Linked DNA regions of Homo sapiens: region 1 is linked to region 2. The links are chromatin loops, found by intact Hi-C in ENCODE. Cell type or tissue: GM12878. All regions are shown on one strand.

Region 1 (2,500 bases), 430 kb before region 2:
TGTATCACAATTTTCTCAAGCATTTTCTCTACTTTCACTCTTCATATTTGCAATTCTGAATAATGTTGCAGTTGATAACTTTGAGCTTGTAGCTACTTCAACATTTAAATGAGGTCACACAGAAGTTTCAGATAGATTAAGACAGGAAGTTACTCACAAGTTTCTGAATATTTGATTGTGACTTATACCTGCCTGGAAGGGGTTGCCCATATATACACGGCATTGAAAGTGGCCTTTTCCCTGGGTCCAAAGACCCTGCCAAGCCCTGCTCTCTGATCTTCAAGATTATTTATGTTGCCTGCTCACTTGGATCTGCCTTCTTCTCCCTGCCTCTGCCAATATCCCTGGACTGAATCAATTGCTCATCTGAGACCTAATGTTTTAACAGCCTTCTCTTGCATTGTATCTAGTGTTCTCAGCTCTTCCAGGCAGTGATGGTGGGTGATGGGCTGTATGAGAAGTGGTGCTTCCCATAACTGGAATGTCTTTCCCATTACAGTCTCCATTGAGCTAGTATCTTCAAAATTCAGTTCATGCCATCTCCCAGAGTATGCGCTCTCTGACACTGCAGTCCAGTTTGATTTTGACACATGCTCCTCCTCTGTGCTCTCCTAGATTCCTTTACCATAGTACTTTATCACAGTACTTGCAATTCTGTTTTAATTCTCTATTTATTTACTGCTCCCCAATACATTGTTATCTCCAAGCCAGAAGGGACTCAGTATTACTAAGTATTACTCATTCTTGTATCCCAGGCACCTGGGTCAGAGCCTTGTAAACAGTAGGTCTTCAAAAAATGTGGACAGAACCAACTAAAATATACTATAACTTACTGCGAAATGTTTCTCCAATCCCTCCCCTCTTTCTGCTTCCCTATACCCACCTCAGACCCCACTGCCTTGTGTTTCTGCTGTTTCCTTTAAATGAATCTACAGAGATGTGTCATTAATTTATTTGTTCGGCCTTGTGAGACAGTGATCTAAATAAAATAAGATACATTTTTTAGAAAGCACTGCTATGTTCTCCCTGAGCAAAACAAATCTGCATAGAAATATCACTGGCTTAGCTGTTTGAGATGGTCACATCTTTACACAAACTCGCAGGAGGAGAAAAGCCTTCTTATACCAGCTTGTGTCTGCCATCTTCTCATCTCTTCATTTTTCAATATGAGCAGGAACGTTCTCTGGCCCACAGTTATTCTCCTGGTGGTTTCTATTCCTGGGGAATCCTTGCAAAGCCAGCCCTGAGCTGGTGACACGTGAGCCAGCAGATGGCAGCAGACTGCCACACTGTCCTTAGGCTGCAGGCCCCAGCCTCCAAGCCCAGCAGGTGGGGCTGCTGGCAATTTTGGAGGGAGAAACATAACTGAAGCCTTATTCATAAGCCTGGGAGGAAAAATCAGGGATAAAGAAAAGAGCCACAAGGTGTACCATGAAACCTTTGATTAACCTAAGAGAAGCTCTACTTCCTAGAATTCAAGTTAAGCCAGGTGGTCGCAGAATTGCCTGCAATTGTCCCCAGGGTGGTTGTTTCCTGATCCCCAATTACTTGCACAAACTCCAATTTCTGTAACAAAGACTCATGAAGCAACATCCTAGGAATAATTCATTTCTGAACCAGAGGAGATTTTTCTTTCGCAACTTAGTCATTCTCTAGGTGAACCTCTTTGGCTTATTCTAACAAATAACCCGCTAGAAAGACTGCAAACTCCACAAAAGAGATTCAAATCCACAGGTCCGCAGAATGGTTCACTGCCTTTTGGGAGAGAGCTCTTGCTGTCTCAATTTTGCTTTTCTTTCTTAGAAATTACTCACTGAGTCTCTTTTATATCATTGAATTATAACAACTCTGGCAGGCTAATTCTTTTTGCCTCATTTCAAAGAAGAGAAAATGGAGGATCCAAAATGTGAAGCTTCATTTGAAAAATGTGAAGCTTCATTTGAAAACTGCTAAGGTGTGACCTCTTTTCATTACACCTTACAATCTGTGCCCTGACCCCTCAGATGTCCCCTTAGACTCCTTGATTCCAGAACCGGCCATGCTAGACTATACTCTTGTGTTTACTTATCTCTCTCACTCCACCAGATGGTGACCTCCTTGAAGCAGGAATGAAGCCTTCATTTAGTTTTGTAGTCCCAGGGCCTAGAGCTGAGTATCACACCAAAAGGCACATAACAAATATTTGTTAAATGAATGCAAAGATCTTATAGTTTTTTCTCGCATCTGACAAAAAGCCAGTTTCATTTGGATTAAAACCTCTGGCAGGTGATGACCTCAGTGGAGCTCTTAAAGGGAGTCACTAGGTTCTTCTTTCCGCATTCTCCCTTCAGTATCCCAGGAACTCCGTCCTAGGAGTTTTTGCTTACAGAAAATGTTTCTATAATAAGGTGTATGTTTCTGTATAGAGTGTGTGTGTTGTGGGGGTAGGCATAGTCATGAAAAAATGCTGTGTTTCTTAAAATTTCTATTGGAAAATATTCTCCTCGGTTGTACTCAGAAA
Region 2 (2,500 bases):
CGATTAGTTAAGTGGCATGCATTTGACAAAGTATTAACAACCAACCCACCATATATGCTTACATATTTTCTGTATGAATTTAAATAAGTGACTCACTCCTCTACAGGTGAGCAGCTAATAAACCAAACCCTCAATACCTCATTCCTGAACTCCCTCGGTAGCCTCCTAACTCTCTGCCTGTTCCCAATCTCGTTCCAGTTTTAGTATCTCCCAACATGTCTTAGAATAGATTTAGGTATTCCCTCTCCAGCCCCTACAGAAACTTTAGTGTCCTTATCTTCATTCTTAAGGTTTTGTATTCCTGGGGCAACTTTTCCAGGGCTGTCTAGGACCCTTAGAAAGCAGTTGACAGGCAAATAGAAATAAAGAAGCTAGAGAATAATTGTTTAAGGTGTTATACTCTCTCCCAACCCCTGCCCAGTGCTATCTATTTGTGTTTTCATGGAGACTTTAGAATAGAGCTTCTCAACCAGTGCATTTCTATACATAATATCATATAGGAGGCTGAGACAGTCGTCCCCTCAGTCCCTAGGATAGGCATGTAATTCCTAGAACCACAAACAGCATTATCTATGTAGTTCAGTATTTACTACAAATATTAACATTCCAAAGTGTGCCAATGGATGAAAAAAATAATTGAGAGGCATTTAAAACACAGAAAGTCCCTCCAGTATCTAAAAACAATGAATTTCCACCCTGACATTTTACTGTCTTGGAAATTTAATGCCACCAACCTATAGTTAAAACCTACATGATTATGGCCAATTACATTTGGAAGGGATTTGTCCAAGTTGGCCCTGGATCAGGGAGAGCAGCAGCAGGTGAGAAATGCTGCCTTTGAGCAGCTGATGCAACCCAGGTGTGGCAGAGCATGGAGGGCCATACCCTAAGAAGGAGACCAGCAGAGAAACTGAAACAAGTGAGTAACTAACCTACAAGAGGACCCAGAAATTTAGAAAAGGAACTCTCAGAGCAGAAACTGAAAGCCAAGAACAGAACCCAAAATTGAGTCAGAGGAAATGAGGCAAAAGGTCAGACCTCGGGGAAGGAAGCTAGAGATGCCAAATCAGCAGAAGGCTGAGGGCTGAGGTCAGGGATGAGTCAATTCATCTGCTCTCAAAGCCAAAAGAAGCCCTAGCCCTTGAGCCACCACAAGGGTTAAAACTTCTTTAGTGAAATGAAAGGAACTAAGCTTAATTCCTCACTGAAACCTCAGTACTACAATATGTTAATTTTGTCTTTTAATGGTCCTGGGGTTTTTTTTGGTTTGTTTGTTTGGCTTTACTTTTTCCCCCTAATTTCCTCATTTACCTTCTGTATATTTTATATTTCATGTAATTTTTATTTAACGTTAATGAAACAGCAGCTTTCAAGTTGTCTTAGGCAGACAAGAAATTTTTTTCTAAATTTATTGAAATAAAAGTATATGTAAATTATGTCATAATATAAAGAGAAAATCCAAGCCACCTTACTATCATTAATATTAATATTATTTGTATTACTAGTAGCTATCATGTACTTAACTTTGTAACCTTGTGTCTTGTACTATGCTAGATGACTTTATATGTTAACTCACTCCTCACATTATCCACAGGAGGGATTATTAGTCACAAACAAATGAGGAAATCAAATAGGTCAAAAATTTTTCCATGATCCTATAACTAATAAATGGCAGGAATGAGATGTAAACCTGTGATGTGTCTGATTCTTAATTACTGCACTCAGCTCTATTTTATTTAAAATATGCTTATTTAAATATGACCCACATAAAATGGGTCATTTGCTTAATGAACATCTGTCAAAGCACAGCTGGGTATTAAGTACTTTTCTAGGTGCCCTTGGGGCAAAAGAAAAAGGAGAATCTGACATAGCCAAGCCTTGAGGATGCTCAAGTTAAGTTTGAAGACAAGACGTAGTCCATGAAATACAACAAAAATTAGTCCAAAGTCATAGGTAAGCCTTCAATTTGAGCCCTGAAGATACTATTTCTCAGCATATGACCCTGAGCAAGTTATTCTTATTGTGTAAAGCTGAGATCATAATGATATGAGCCTCATGGGGTGTTCTAAGGATAAGATGAGATAATGTAGACCATTAGTTTTCAACTTCAGGTGATTTCCTCTCTGACAAAAGATATTTGATAATGTCTGAAGCATTTTTGGTTGTCACAACTGGGTAGGGGGAAAAGAGAGTGTTGTTTGCATCTAGTTGGTAGAGGCCAGGGATGCTGTTAAACACCCTGCAATGCACGAGACAGGCTGTCTCCCAAACAGGGAATCATCTGGCCCAAAGTATCAATTGCACTGGGGTTGAGAAACCCTAACGTATTCGAAGCGTTTAGCAGAATCCTAAAGGCATTTAGTAGTAGATCCTCCACATTAACTCACTATATTTGCATGAAAAGGGGGTAGCACTTATGGCATTTATGTACTTAAGAAAAGAATTAAATAGAAAATAATTGTAAATATTAATAATAATTTTAAAATATAACCCTTTAAGA

Evidence for each region. A loop is a pair of places that touch in the nucleus more often than their neighbours do. Peaks named below come from ENCODE experiments on the same cell type or tissue, not always from the same donor. Only the 100,000 strongest peaks of a DNase experiment are listed, where the experiment ranks them.
Region 1: a loop joins it to region 2, with 2.8 times the contacts of the local background. A loop is called at or near these places in 2 of 110 quality-filtered maps.

Annotation. Positions count from the first base shown.
Region 1 is chr1:66,241,642-66,244,141 of GRCh38, reverse strand. The region is part of intron 3 of PDE4B (phosphodiesterase 4B); the gene reads right to left. Among named protein-coding and RNA genes, the nearest start is that of PDE4B-AS1, 190 kb to the right of the region's middle. In GM12878, a CTCF peak has its summit at 1,286 (motif pointing right); a DNase peak (open chromatin) is centred at 1,292.
Region 2 is chr1:65,810,738-65,813,237 of GRCh38, reverse strand. All of the region lies in intron 1 of PDE4B (phosphodiesterase 4B), which reads right to left. Among named protein-coding and RNA genes, the nearest start is that of PDE4B, 19 kb to the right of the region's middle. RefSeq lists an enhancer at 837-1,066. In GM12878, no CTCF peak of the experiment used is centred here; a DNase peak (open chromatin) is centred at 997.